2 separate regions of the Homo sapiens genome follow, and region 1 is linked to region 2. A link is an interaction called in ENCODE POLR2A ChIA-PET data of the cell type or tissue named here. Cell type or tissue: PC-9. All regions are shown on one strand.

Region 1 (8,000 bases), 96 kb after region 2:
ATTAAATTCCTAGGAGTGGAACTGCTGGGTTGAAGGATACATTCATTTGTAATTTTGATAGATAAGGCCAAATTGTTTTCCTTAAAGGTTATATTAGTTAATATAACTACCAGCAGTGTATATCTGTGCCTATTTAAAGGTGGAAACTTTTGAACAGGAATCTAAGAAAAAATAGGAATTTATCAGATTGTCAGGGGACGGGAAAGATGTTCCAGGCAGAAGGAATAGCACTTTGAGAGGCACGGGATAGAAAGATGGCACAAGAGGATTTTTAACTTATTCCATCTGGCTAAAATGTAGGGGGTAGGCCAGGAAATAGAGAGTGGGAGTTGATCATGATAGGTTGTGTATGTAATGCTGAGTAACTGATATTTTAAATTCTATAAATGAAGGTTTTGAGTAGGGAAATGATATAATAAGGTTGATTAATGTATTTTATTAAAAGAATAGCTATTTGTGTGTATTTATTTAAATTGAAGTTTGCCAAAAAGGTGTAGTCCCTAAAGATTTTTCTTGCTTTTTTTGTTTGTTTATTTGGAGACAGGGTCTTACTCTGTTGCCCAGGCTCGTGTGCAGTGGTGATCAGATCATAGCTCACTGCAGCCTTGAAATTCCAGGTTTGATCCTCCCACCTCACCCTCCCAAGTAGCTGGTACTACAGGCACATGCCACCATGCCTGGCTAATTTTTAAAACATTTTTTGTAGAGATAGGGTCTCGCTATGTTGCTCAGGCTGGTCTTGAACGCCTGGCTTCAAGCAATCCTCCAGCCTCAGCCTCCCAAAGTGCTGGGATTATAGGTGTGAGCCACCACACTCAGCCTTTTCTTGGATTTAAATGAGGTTTTCTTTTTACTAAGGATTCAAATAATATGTTGACTATAGAAAATTTTGAAAACACATAGAAATAAAAACTGAAACACAGAAAGAAAATACAGAAGTTACTCATAAGTTTACTACTCTGAGGTAATCTCCCTATCCAAATAATTCCTGTTGTCTATAAAACAATAAAAGAAAATCAATATATGTATTAGGTGGGTTAGAAAATACAAAGTGGGCCACAGTCCGGGTGGGCATGGTGGCCGCAGCGGTAGCTGGAGCCTCTGCGACTACACCTCCAACCGGCCTGGAGCCCGTGGCTTCCCTGGCTCCTGCAAGCATCTCGCGTGGTGGCTCTGGCCAGCTCCAGCACTCGGGTTGGGCCGGATGACCAGAGGCCTGTAGCTACCAGCTGCCCTCTCCCGCCTGGGCTCAGCCGCCACCCGTGAGCGAACTCAGCCCGGGACACAGCACACTTATCAAGTGGGTCCCATTTTTAGCCACTTGCTATTTCAGCCATTGCTGAAAAGTCTAGTGGGAAGGAACCAACTGGAGAGTCAGAGGGAGAAATTAGTTTCTATTTCCAGCTCCACCACTATAATCCCTGGTTGAAGAAATATGAATATCAACACGAAATTGTTCATCAGCGTTATTTGTGCCAGCTTTTTCACCTTCCAGCTTCTTTTCTACTTTGTAAGTTACTGGTTTTCACAAAAGTTTCTCCAAGTTTCAATAGTCTTAGCTTTGAAAAGAAGATTGAATGGAACTCAAGGGTGGTATTTACATGCCATTCTTTGGTGGTTGGTGTTCTTGGCCTGTACATTTTCTTATTTGATGAGGCTGCTAAAGCTGATCCACTTTGGGATGGTCCATCACTTGCAAACGTGAATATTGCTATTGCTTCAGGCTACCTCATTTCTTTGTTTTCTTTCTTTTTTTTTTTTTTGTGATGGAGTTTTGCTCTTGTCGCCCAGGCTGGAGTGCAATGGCATGATCTTGACTCACTGCAACCTCCGCCTCCCAGGTTCAAGCGATTCTCCTGCCTCAACCTCTCGAGTAGCTGGGATTACAGGCGCCCGCCACCTCACCCAGCTAATTTTTTTTTTTTTTTTTTTTTTTTTGTATTTTTAGTAGAGACAGGGTTTCACCATATTGTCCTGGCCCCGAACTCTTGACCTCATGTGGTCTGCCAGCCTCAGCCTCCCAAAGTGCTGGGGTTACAGGCATGAGCCACCACGCCCAGCCAGGCTACCTCATTTCTGATTTGTCCATTATCATTTTGTATTGGAAAGTGATTGGTGACAAATTTTTTATAATACATCATTGTGCGGCCCTGTGTGCATACTGCTTTATACTGATATTAGTGAATAAGAAGTTTAATTTGGCATAATTTCTTCAAGAATCAGATATATCGAAACATCTCTCCAGACCACCCATTTGGAATCACGATATAAATAATTATAAATGTTTTAAAAACTGCTTCAGTTCTCTTGGCCACTGAAATCACAGGCTTAGCCTGGCTGTGCGTGGATTGGCAAGCTGAATGTTTAATTATGTGGGGTGACTATTATTTTCTCTTTGGACTTTTATGCCTTTAAAATAAAATAAAATAAAATAGAAAATACAAAGTGGTTTCCAAAGACAATCACTTGTTAAGAGATTCTTGTGATTCCTCCTAGGAAGAAAGAAAAAAACAAAAGTGATGCATATACCTGCATAAATTACAGCATAATTGTTAATGTAGAGCTGTACAACAAATATCTTCTCTTTAAATATACGAATGTCTTTTAAAGACAGAAAGAACTGTTTTATTTTCTTTGAGGGCCTCACTACAAGCCTTTTAGATAGATCCAGATAACATGTTCTACTTTCCCTCTTTGCAACACTTCGCTAGCAGGTACTTCCTAATCAGGATCTTGACAACTATCAGCCACATAGAATACTTGGAAGGAGGTTAACTTTTCATACTCAAAAGCTCTCTTCTGGAAGAATCCTAATATTATTAATAGCAAGTCTTCCACTTGTAGGGCCTGTTGGAACAGTTTGTGACAAATCCTTCCCAGACTGTTCTTTGAGTATACAAATTAATATCTCCAAGTCACTGATACTCTGAGCACATGCATCCTGCTGCTAGGGAAGTGCATTAAGGTACCTTCAAAACCTTTTTTCCTCTGTAATTACATCCTAAAAATTACACTGGAGGGTGGGCTGGGGTGGAGGGAAGGTCCCAGGTGCATTTACTGAGCTATCTGTCAAAGTCCACCAAGCTAGTAGATTGTGACCACAATTTTGATAATTTCGGATTCCATATCTGCAAGGCAGTGTTAAAACTACACAATACCTGATAAATGCTAGAATGAGGATAATTCCTCTAAATAGTTAACATTTAACCAGAAGCTCTACAGTGCTCTCCAACCTAACAGTCACACATTAATTTATTCCTTCATGTAAAAGAATCATTTTTATTGCTGCTGCCTGAAAGGTACAAATTGCTTGGGTGTAGGCTGCTCAGCTTCCTTCTTACTAAAGAGACAGGAAATATATCTTCCATTTAAAGTGTTAATGGCATCTATAAATGTGTAGTCCAATTTGTTATTGACTTGAACTCTTCAAAGATTTGAGAAACAAGGTTTAACTTTAGCACTCAAGATTGTTACACAAGAATTAAATGTTTTCAATGACTACCTTTTGTAGTGTTGGGAAGGGTGCAAAAAGGAAAGAGAAGGCTGGAAAATAAATATATTTTATCTAAGAGGGCATGACTGAGTTGGCTAAGCTTTCAATTTCATTTTTCTCTTAGGAAAGACTTTCACCTATTATGTTACAATGTGTGCTCACATTTCCTGATTATGGATCGAAATGGAGCTTGGAGCACTACATTTGGTGCAGGAGAGGACTGTCGAGACTAGAACCAAGTTGGGTTTTTTGTTGTTTTTGTTTGTTTGTTTTGTTTTGTTTTGTTTTGTGTGTGTGTTTTTGAGACAGTTGCTCTGTCGCCCTGGCTGTAGTGCAGTGACACGATCTTGACTCACTGCAACCTCCGCCTCCCAGGTTCAAGCCATTCTCCTGCCTCAGCCTCCCGAGTAGCTGAGATTACAGGTGCTCACCACCATGCCCAGATAATTTTTGTATTTTTAGTAGAGACGAGATTTCACCATGTTGGCCACGCTGGTCTCAAACTCCTGACCTCAAGTGATCTGCCCACCTCGGCCTCTTAAAGTGCTGGGATTACAGGCGTGAGCCACCGTGCCTGGCCCCAAGTTGTTTGTTAACAGACACCTGCCAAAAGACGAGGACTTCCTCTGAACCCTTATCAGGTCAAAACATGGTAGATATTCTACTAAAATTGGTCAAATAAGTAAATGAAATAAATGAATGAAAATTATTCATTCTTTCAAGTTTGTTTGGAGAAAATAATGGAAACCATTCAACTTGAGAATAAAGTGTTTAAAATATTTATAGGCTGTACAAATTTGAAGTGCTATTAGTATCCCACTATTAAGTGCCACTTGTTACATTCCCCTAGATAATCTAGAAGGGGCAAACAAATAAAAATAATTTAAGACAAAAGTAATAATTCCACCCAGGGTGAAATGGCATTCAGCCTATTCTAATTCTTTTTTTTTTTTTTTGCTTTTGGAAGTTTTTTTTTATTATTATACTTTAAGTTCTAGGGTACATGTGCACAACGTGCAGGTTTGTTACATATGTATACATGTGCCATGTTGATGTGCTGCAACCATTAACTTGTCGTTTACATTAGGTATATCTCCTAATGCTATCCCTCCCCACTCCCCCCACCCCATGACGGGCCCCAGTATGTGATGTTCCCCTTCCTGGGTCCAAGTGTTCTCATTGTTCAGTTCCCACCTATGAGTGAGAACATGCGGTGTTTGGTTTTTTGTCCTTGTGATAGTTTGCTGAGAATGATGGTTTCCAGCTTCATCCATGTCCCTATAAAGGACATGAACTCATCCTTTTTTGTGGCTGCATAGTATTCCATGGTATATATGTGCCACATTTTCTTAATCCAGTCTTTCATTGCTGGACATTTGGGTTGGTTCCAGGTCTTTGCTATTGTGAATAGTGCCACAGTAAACATATGTGTGCATGTGTCTTGATAGCAGCATAATTTCTAATCCTTTGGGTATATACCCAGTAATGGGATGTCTGGGTCAAATGGTATTTCTAGTTCTAGATCCTTGAGGAATCGCCTCATTGTCTTCCACAGTGGGTGAACTAGTTTCCAGTCCCACCAACAATGTAAAAGTGTTCCTATTTCTCCACATCCTCTCTAGCACCTGTTGTTTCCTGACTTTTTAATGATCGCCATTCTAACTGGTGTGAGATGGTATCTCATTGTGGTTTTGGTTTGCATTTCTCTGATGGCCAGTGATGATGAGCATTTTTTCATGTGTCTGTTGGCTGCATAAATGTCTTCTTTTGAGAAGTGTCTGTTCATATCCTTCACCCACTTTTTGATGGGGTTGTTTTTTTCTTGTAAATTTGTTTGAGTTCTTTGTAGATTCTGGATATTAGTCCTTTGTCAGATGAGTAGATTGTAAAAATTTTCTCCCATTCTGTGGGTTGCCTATTCACTCTGATGATAGTTTCTTCTGCTGTGCAGAAGCTCTTTAGTTTAATTAGATCCCATTTGTCAATTTTGGCTTTTGTTGCCATTGCTTTTGGTGTTTTAGACATGAAGTCGTTGCCCATGCCTATGTCCTGAATGGTATTGCCTAGGTTTTCTTCTAGGGTTTTTATGGTTTTATGTCTAACATTTAAGTCTTTAATCCATCTTGAATTAATTTTTGTATAAGGTATAAGGAAGGGATCCAGTTTTAGCTTTCTATGTATGGCTAGCCAGTTTTCCCAGCACCACTTATTAAATAGGGAATCCTTTCCCCATTTCTTGTTTTTGTCAGGTTTGTCAAAGATCAGATGGTTGTAGATGTGTGGTATTATTTCTGAGGGCTCTGTTCTGTTCCATTGGTCTATATCTCTGTTTTGGTACCAGTACCGTGCTGTTTTGGTTACTGTAGCCTTGTAGTATAGTTTGAAGTCAGGTAGCATGATGCCTCCAGCTTTGTTCTTTTGGCTTAGGATTGACTTGGCGATGCAAGCTCTTTTTTGGTTCTGTATGAACTTTAAAATAGTTTTTTCCAATTCTGTGAAGAAAGTCATTGGTAGCTTGATGGGGATGGCATTGAATCTGTAAATTACCTTGGGCAGTATGGCCATTTTCATGATATTGATTCTTCCTATCCATGAGCATGGAATGTTCTTCCATTTGTTTGTGTCCTCTTTTATTTTGTTGAGCAGTGATTTGTAGTTCTTGAAGAGGTCCTTCACATCCCTTGTAAGTTGGATTCCTAGGTATTTTATTCTCTTTGAAGCAATTGTGAATGGGAGTTCACTCATGATTTGGCTCTCTGTTTGTCTGTTATTGGTGTATAAGAATGCTTGTGATTTTTGCATATTGATTTTGTATCCTGAGACTTTGCTGAAGTTGCTTATTAGCTTGAGGAGATTTTGGGCTAAGACGAGCCTACTCTAATTCTTTAATCTATGTAGTAGTTGCTTATATATTAAACGTGTGAAAATCGTATGAAATCATTGTTAATTCATACTGAAATATTCACTTACCTCTGATCTATTTAAGCCAAGCTAATAGGTTTCAGCCTGTTTCTGACCTCAGGAGCCTGGACCCACCTATGCTAAGATAAAAGCCATGATGACTGTGGCAACAGTGTTGCTGACATTGTACTGACCACATTGCTGTAAGTGTCTCCATGGCACATCTGCTTCTGTAGATTCAGTCTTACTCTGCTTTTAGAGACTTTCCCATATAACACTAAAATGTACTTGCCTGTTAGTATGTTTGATATTCTTCAAAGGGAGAGAATTGGCCTGGCATGGTGGCTCACACCTGTAATCCCAGCACTTTGGGAGGCCGAGGCAGGCAGATCACCTGAGGTAAGAAGTTTGAGACCAGCCTGGACAACATAGTGAAACCCTGTCTCTAGTAAAAATTAGCCAGTTTGGTTGCAGGTGCCTGTAATCCCAGCTACTCGGGAGGCTGAGGCAGGAGAATCTCGAACCCGGGAAGTTGAGGTTGCCGTGAGCTGAGATCACATCACTGGACTCCAGCCTGGATGACAGAGTGAGACTCCATCTCAAAAAAAAAAAAAAAAAAGAAAAGGGAGATAATTAATTTCATTTCTTCATTCTCACTGACTTCAATGAGGAGATTTAGAATAGGAAAAGAAAATTAGTATACGAACAAGTTGAGACGAAACAGAACTGACATAAGAAGAACATAAAAAGCAGAGTCCATAAATCTTGCAGTATGGTAGCCTAGGTTTCATCTTAATAGCACTAATACAGACACAAAATAAAATGATAGTTTGATGAGGTAAGTACAGTTTTTCAGGCCTGTCTTACAGGTGGTAAATCTGAAGCACAGATTAAGTTACTTGTTCAAGGTCACAGTGCTGGAAAATGGTAAAGTCAGGATTTGAGCACAGGCTTTCTGGCTCTAGGGCTGTGCTCTTAATAATTATTCCAAATGCATGGCGTTTGTGCTTTGTACTCCCTTATTAGATGTTACATACAATATTCTTTTGTTTATATATCCCTTTGATGATCAGAATCTGAACTTTTCTAAACTGTAACAGTTTCTTAGGAAGGTGATAAGTTAGACGACAAATCTATAATTAGAGTTTCTTTTACTTTTGGAGCATGGATTTTGAAAGTGAATGATTAACGATGATTGACATTCTTATCAGATTTTTATTTACTTTCTTTTAACTATTTGGATAATAAAGTAATGATGCTTGCCTGAATAACAGCAGTTCTCTGTTGGGCTTTGTGCTTTATACATGGAAAGAGGGCCTTGGTCTATTGCAAGGATACTAAACAGTGACTGTATAGCATGTTAACAATGTTTTAATAAATATTTTTAGCAATTATGAGCTAACTTAAGCCTTTTTAAAATGGAATATTTATTATTTACTTTGTGCCTAGTAATGTGTTAGTGCTAAGACTAAAAGAGCAAAGCAAATGCCATTCCTGCCTTCAGAGTGCTTACAGTCTAGCAGGCAAGATTGATATTAAACACATATTCAAAAAAAGGGTATGAGTTTTTTAAAGAGAGGTAGTGCTAAATCCTCTGGGAACATCC
Region 2 (8,000 bases):
CTTGTGAAGGTGCCTCGCCACTCACTTTCCATACCAGCAAAGGGATAGCAACCTTATAAATGGAGAGGAGATGGCACCAAGAAAGAGTCTATACAAACAAACCTTATTAACTAGTCTTTATCTGTCATAAGTTTCCCCATATATTTGCCTTCCTACAATTTGTCACCCTAGGAGCTCAAAGTCCTTTTCCTTTGTTTTATCACTTCTCTACAGAAGTATTGTTCCTTATTAACATGCTAATAAACCCCAAGTCCCAAGTTTTTGTTTTTCTGAGACAGGGTCTCACTTTCTCACCAAGGCTGGAGTGTAGTGGCACAATAGTGGCTCATTGCAGCCTTGGCTTTCCAGGCTCAAGTGATCCTCCCACTTCAGCCTCCTGGTTAGCTCAGACTACAGGTGTGTGCCACCATGATTAATTATTGTTGTTATTATTATAATTATTTATAGAGACAAGGTTTTTGCCATGTTGCTCAGGCTGGTCTTGAACTCCTGGGCTCAAGCCATCTGCCTGCCTTGGCGTCCCAAAGTCCTGGGATTATAGGTGTGAGCTACTGTGCCTGGCCTCAGCCCCAAGTACTAACCACTCCTTTGAGTTAGTCATTACTGAGTTTCTCCCATGTGTGTGCATACTACATGTGTTAATAAAGTTCTGTTTATGTTTATCTTGCTAACCTGTATTGTCTCAGACTTATTTGCAGGGCCCCAGGCAGAGAACCTAGGAGGATAGAGGGAATAAGTTTTTCTTCTCTATGGGTGATTCATCCAAAAGAAATGTGAGAAATCATGCATTATTAACTAGTTAAATCGGAAGAGTTTCTTTTCTCTTATTCCATTTTATGGACTACTTTATAACTCAGAAATGTTTTCTGTGAAGTGTTCTGTTGGGTACATGCTTATAATCCCAGCTACTCAGTAGGCTGAGGTAGGAGATCCCTTGAGCCCAGGAGTTCAAGATCAGCCTGGGTAACACAGCAAGACGCCATTTCAAAAGAAGAATGTTCTGTGATTGTTCTGTGATTTATTACTGAATCGCAACAACAATAAAAAAAGTATTTGGGATTTGGGGAGGAAGAGGAGGAAAAGCTCACTGAAATGAGTGATGCTTTTAGGGCTTCAAAAATCCCTAGAATCTCTTTTTTCATTTCACCAAGTAGTGTTCTAGAAGAATCATTTTACCTGATATTGATGAACATTCTATTCTGAAAGAATATCCTGAAAAAAGGACCAGGGCAGAAATGATGGAAATTTTGAATGCAAGGATTTTTGAGGGGAAGCATGAAGGAAACATGAGGGATTTTTGATGGGGAAACTGAAGTACATGACCACTTGTTGTAGTGCCTTGTACACAGCATTTTGTTAAACATACCTAACTGTTTTAAGTGAAACTTGGTTTGCTCATTAAGATAACATATTTTGCTGGGCACGGTGGCTCACACCTGTAATCCCAGCACTTTGGGAGGCCGAGACGGGTAGATCATGAGGTCAGGAGTTGAAGACCAGCCTGGCCAACATGGTGAAACCCCATCTCTACTCAAAATACAAAAGTTAGCCGGGCATGGTGGCACATGCTTGTAATTCCAGCTACTCGTGGGGCTGAGGCAGCAGAATGGCTTGAACCTGGGAGGCGGAGGTTGCAATGAGCTGAGATCACGCCACTGCATTCCAGCCTGGGCAACAGAGCGAGACTCTGTCTCAAAAAAAAAAAATCATATTTTAATTATTACATTTAATACATAGTATATATGATTTTAACTTCTTTTTGTGAGCATCAGAGCCAAACCATACAGTTCCAAAATCATTTTGATTAATTTTTACTTATTTTTACTGGAATCTTTTTGGGCAAGTCCTGTTTCTGGTTTATGTAAGAAAAAATGCTTCAGCTAGTACTTTTCAAGACCAAGTTAGTTGAGTGGAAACATCTTCCCTACCCTTTAAAAAGTCAACTAGAAAAAAATCCTATAACCTAAGAAGTCACTGAATTCTTCATTCACATTTAAGAGCAATTCAGGATGTTCCCTTGTTCTTAAATGTGAAATGTCTATGGCAGTGCTGTACATAGCAGTAGCACAGTCCTATCAAACAAAATTTAATGCAGAACACCAGTATATATACAAGGTAAAAATGGAGCTGAGGGGAGTGTGTGTGTGTCTAAATGTGCGTGGTGTTGGGGGGGTGTGTGTGTGTGGTGTGTGGGATGTGTGTGTAGGGGGTGTGTGTGTGGTGTGTCTGTGGGTGTGTGCAGGAGGGTGTGGGGGGTGTGATGTGTGGGGGTGTATGTGGTGGTGTGTGGGCGTGTAGTGTGGAGTGGGAGTGTGGGTGTGTGGGGGGGTGTGTGGGGAGTGTGTGTGTGGTGTGGGGTATGGGGAGGTGTGGGGGGATGTGTGTGTGTGTGTGGGGTGTGGTGTGTGGTGTGTGGGTGTGGGTGTGTGTGTGTGTTTAGGGATACAGTATGAAAGGCCCAGAACCTTTTCCTTCTTATGGCCTCCCTCTTCCAGCTGAACCTATCCTCATCCTAGGCAGTACATCAAACATTTACTCCAGAACTTTAGGACCTGAAATTTATTTGTATATACGTAATATTCTATGCTTATGATCATTTTACATTAAGATCTTTACTTTGCATAGTTTTTTGTTTTTGTTTTTAGAGATGGGGTTCCACTATGTTGCCCAGGTTAGAGTGTAGTGGCTGTTCACAGGCAGGAACGTAGCACATTAGAGCCTGGAACTCCTGAGCTCAAAGGATCCTCCCACCTCAGCCTCTGGAGTAGCTGGGAATACAGGCACACACTACTGTTCCTAGCTCTACTTTATTTAGTTTGTTAAGAAATCATTTTAGCACTTTGGGAGGCCGAGGCAGGCGGATCACAAGGTCAGGAGATCGAGACCATCCTGGCTAACACGGTGAAACCCCATCTCTACTAAAAATACAAAAAAAAAAAAAAAAAATAGCTGGGTGTGGTGGCGGGCGCTTGTAGTCCCAGCTACTCGGGAGGCTGAGACAGGAGAATGATGTGAACCCGGGAGGCAGAGCTTGCAGCTGAGATGCTGCCACTGCACTCCAGCCTGGGTGACAGAGCGACAATCCGTTTCAAACAAAAAAAAAAAGAAATCATTTTTGGAAGAGATAAAAGGCTTGACAGCAATATATAAATATTTCATTTAAAATAACTTGTTAAATAATACTTAAATGTTAAATTTCTTAAAATTCTTGTTTTTCTGAGATTTTGGAAAAACAAAACCAAATAATATATTGTTAAGGGAGGCAGAATCTCCCTTCCTATTTCTTTAAGCTCATTTTCATAATTAATCTATTTATTTAGGCCTACAGACATACATCAATAAATATGTTTCTATTTGGTTATTTGTAGATATGTAACTCTTATTTGTCAGAGTAGAAAACTAAGACTCACAAAATACATGCTCTGGCTCTCTTAGCCTTGTTTCTCTTTGTACCATGCTATAATTTGTATGGAGAAACCAGCCTGGTACTTAAGAGAGCAACTACAGAACCACAGAATCAAGATGCTGAATATGGATTAGTTAATTGTTAGGATAAAGTTAAGAGACTGTCCCTATGGTGATTTGGTCATTTTGCCTTCATTTGGCTACAACTGATTATTTATTCACAACAAGTAAACTAATATAACACATTAGCACTAAGATTGTAAAATTTTGAACTATGGATAATTTTTATATTACTGGGGAAGGATTAATTTGACCAGAGATTTATCAGAACAATGTTTTCAACTATTAGCTGAGTGTTTATCAAGGTCTGTGGCATACAAAAGTTATTTTTGCTTTGAGAATTTCAATTCTAATAGTTCTTTAAATGTATACTCTTAATACGTGTTAGGTTTTTATTATTTATCATATTGCTTGTTTACAAAAATCTTCCTTTTAATCATGGCCAGCCTTCCCAGAATCCTGAAATGCTTCTTGTATTTGCATTGCAAAGAGTCATTATTATTGCATAAACACTTCAACTTGAGGGTGTGTCATTTCTTGGTTGCTTGGTCTTTGGCTCTTCTGTCCATACTCTATCATTTTACCCTAATACCTCTCTTCTGTAGCGGTTTCAGTCATCTAATAAGGATTGGAACATCCCACTTTAAATCCAAGTATAAGATCTATTCTCGTTGTTAGAAAGCAAGAGTGAATAAAGGTCAGCTGTTCAGATGACTGGCTGTCTGATTTTTTTCTGTGAGCGTCACATGTTAGGAAAAGCTAGTTCATCTCTCTGTGGCTTAGGATTCAACAGCATAAGCTGTCAGACTAACACTGATTGAAGGTAGACTGGGAGGGGGAAGCGCATCTGTCCAATGGCTCGCCATTGGCTTCTTATTACAGCATTCTCCCCTGAGACACACTCTGCATGCTCATTCACCTACCTCCTCCTCTTCCCTCCCCTTCCTTCCCTACCCCTTCATTACTGATTCACAGCGAGAGGCAGCAGCAGCAGCAGTAGCAGCAGCAGCAGCAACAACAGCGCTGCTTGTCACGAATCGAGGATTGCAATGAGCTCATCGTTTTCTCCTTGCAGCTTCACAACTGCCCTGGCTTCCTGGCTACTGCTGCTGCTGTCTTCTCACACATAGACACGCACACACACCCTTTCTCGCACACACACACACACACACACACACACACACACACACACACACACACACTCTCACACATTCTCACATGCTAGACCCTTCTAAGCAGCTTGTCCGTTTTTACACATGTATCTGAACTCTCCTGCATCACTCTTGGCCATTTTCTCGCATTCGATTGCTTTTGCCGTTTTTTATTTAGATCAGTACTTGATTTCATTTTCATTTTCCAGTCTACTTTGGGGTTCTCGCAGTGGATAATTTAGCCAAAATGTTTTTCTTGTGGAGACATTAGCTGACAATTCCCACCACAGACTGGCTTGTACGTCCTCCCAGGGAGACCTAAACCTGGCTCCCCTCCCACCGCAGTTCTTAATATTGTGGATAAGAGATCCATCTTTCTCATTCTGGATACCTACTTAGTGCTCATGGAAGAAGGGGTGCCCTGCCCAGCCCCAGCTGCTAAGCTCACACCTCCTGTCAAAAAGTCCCAGGACATGCACGACGAGAGGAGCAAGCTGGTGAATGAGTATGCGTGTCGAGTGCTGGAACTTCTGGGGATGGGGCATCGTCTGTTTGTGCCTCGGCTTCTGGCGGTGAGATTGTTTTTCATTGAACTTCATTTGTAGGGAATCTGCTATCCTCTGTGAAAATTCCTTGTATCTCTGAAAGAGGCTTGTTGTCTCTGGTTTTCTTCTCCTTCTCCCCATTCTGCCGAGAAGGAAATGCTGAGTGGCCACTGTTGTGCAGCTCATTTGGAGCCTGGTCCACACCACCCCTTAATTGGTTAGAGGAGATCATGGCTCTTTTCTCAGAGCCCAGGGTCACATTAGTGGCATTATCTCTGTGGCAGCAAAAAAATGGTTTTCTGCCTGGCTAGGCTCAGCAATAAAGCAGAATACCCAAGTGCTTGATGTAGGCATTCTGTTATGTATATCTCCAAAGGGTTAAATTTTACAACAGACATAGCAACTTATCTAGACTGTGTGTGGTTTGCTTTCTAACCTCCCCATTAGATTGCCAATTTGATTGTTGTTTTGTTTTGTTTTTTGATAGAGAATTTTACCACCTAAAAATACTTTGGTAGGAAATTTTAGGTTTCTCTCCTAGAATGATTGAACTGTTTATCTGTGAAACAGCTTAAAGCTGCTGGCTTCTGTGCTGTGAATCTGGGAAGTCTGACTTGCTTGTTATTTGATTTCCTGAATAAGAGAAAAATCACCCTTCCTCATTTCCTACCAAGGGTTAAAATTAAATACCCACAATCGCTGTTGCAGGCTTGAGAACTATACCTAGCAACTATTCTATAAGGTAATTGGTTTACAGTAGTCCTATACCATTATGTGGTAATGGAATAAGAATAATTTAGCCTTGTCTGTTTTATAGAATGGAGTTTAATACCATTTTAGACTATTTCCTCACTATGGTTCTCTCATATTAGAGTCTTTTCAGTACAGTATTTACATGACTGAATTTAACTCTTTTCTCTCCTATATCTCCCTTCACTATAATTCATCTCTATTTATACTTATCTTTACAATTACTAGTTCAGTCTTTATGTATGTATTTACATGCAAATATAATCTCTTCTGTACAATCATAACAGACATGTTAGATAGCCATGTAAATAAGAAATTTCCCATCCTAAGGAAAGTCTATTTGTCATTCCAAAACAAAGTTTGATGCAGTGACTAGCATACAATTATAGGGGGGATATTTTTGAGAAATGTAGTTCCTTTGTCATTTAAAGAAGAAATAAAAAGAGCTGAAGACATGTGTTTTAATGTCCAGGTGAAGTCATTACTTCCCTGAACCTCATCTTTTTCTTAAAGGAGAAAACTAAGGATTCATGATTCTATTTAGAAAGGAGTTTTGTTTTGTTTTGTTTTGTTTTGTAAGTGAAATGAGAAGCATTTTATTTCAGGAGTTTTGATATTGTGAAGTGCTAAACTATATTTCAACAAATTCTCTACATCTCTGAGGAATCAGGCTTGGTCTAATATATTTCTGCATCCTAAAGACTACTCAACTTTGTGACTCAAAGGCTTCCAATGGTAACTTTCCAGTAATTTGGTGCCACCTCTCTTTGGCATTTACATTTTCAGTGTTTTGAAGGAAAACATAAATTGGTAATTAAGAATATTTTGCATACTCAACTCTGCATTAGGGATGAATTTAAACTGCCTCTAGTCTGAAAAAATTAATTAGCAATAAAATCCACAGGGAGTTGGGTTCTCAAGCTTGAGCTCTTTGGAGGTCATGTATATCTGTGTATTGCAATTGTACCAACTCTGGTTGGTTGCCAAATTAGGCATCTGAAGTAGTGCATCTCTCAGGTGGTCTTGAGACCTTACTTAGGCTCTATCAGTTAGAGCCTAAGTAATAATGCCACCTGCATTATGTGTGAAAAGCATATGCTAGGCCAGATGCAGTGGCTCAAGCCTGTATACCCAGCACTTTGGGAGGCTGAGGCGGGCAGATCACCTGAGGTTGGGAGTTTGAGACCAGCCTGACCAACAATGGAGAAACCCCATCTCTACTAAAAATACAAAATTAGCCGGGCGTGGTGGCACGTGCCTTTAATCCCAGTTATTTGGGAGGCTGAGACAGGAGAATTGCTTGAATCCGGGAGGCAGAGATTGCGGTGAGCTGAGATCGTGCCATTGCACTCCAGCCTGGGCAATAAGAGCTAAACTCCATCTCAAAAAGAAAAAGAAAAGCATACGCTGATTTATCTTGGGGGCCACTTGAAAATCTCTGGCTTTGTTTTACACAGTTGCACTTGAAAAATTATTGGTAATACGAGGGTACTCTACATTTTGGGAAATTACAAGTTCTTTAATTAGCAATATGGCTGTTAGTTGGGCTCTGCTATTCAGTAAGTTACTGCTCAAAGTTTAGCATGTGTACCAGGGGGAAATTGTTCAGCCTTGTGTTATTGAACTGGCTAATGATGTGGGATCAATGGCTAATCTGCACAGGACACTCCTAAGAGGAATCCTGCCACATGCAGTATTGCAATCTTTTCATTTCTAGTCAAGAGGAAGTACTAAAGTGTAAAACATCTCTTTACCTTTTTAGTCATGTTTCAAACATGAATGCTTGTGGGTTAAGCACATACAAGTACTTTATTTTACTTTTAAGATCCCATTATTTTTTTTTCATCATAAAACCAGTCATTTTTCAAAAAAATCAAATAAATGAAGATTTACCAAGATAGTGTTGTGGATTTGGTCTCTGAGCCTTATTACTTATTGTTCCCTGATTCACAGAGGGATCGTCAAACTACTAGAACTCTAGGTTTCTTTAACCTTCAGTTGGAAGGAGGTTACTGATATAATAGAGGATGCACATTTGGAATTTTTGCTTGTTACCCTTCAAAGGTACACCCAGTTAAGGACAATTTTC

The links. ChIA-PET counts read pairs that join two places held together with the same protein. Peaks named below come from ENCODE experiments on the same cell type or tissue, not always from the same donor. Only the 100,000 strongest peaks of a DNase experiment are listed, where the experiment ranks them.
Region 1: POLR2A ChIA-PET joins it to region 2 with 10 read pairs; 5 of 35 experiments call an interaction of 5 or more read pairs at or near these places.

The regions. Positions count from the first base shown.
Region 1 is chr1:174,890,984-174,898,983 of GRCh38, forward strand. The region is part of intron 19 of RABGAP1L (RAB GTPase activating protein 1 like); the gene reads left to right. Among named protein-coding and RNA genes, the nearest start is that of RABGAP1L-AS1, 59 kb to the right of the region's middle. In PC-9, no CTCF peak of the experiment used is centred here; no DNase peak of the experiment used is centred here.
Region 2 is chr1:174,795,313-174,803,312 of GRCh38, forward strand. The region is part of intron 18 of RABGAP1L (RAB GTPase activating protein 1 like); the gene reads left to right. Among named protein-coding and RNA genes, the nearest start is that of RABGAP1L-AS1, 150 kb to the right of the region's middle. In PC-9, no CTCF peak of the experiment used is centred here; DNase peaks (open chromatin) are centred at 669, 4,069 and 4,409; H3K4me3 peaks cover 1,700 bases; H3K27ac peaks cover 3,114 bases.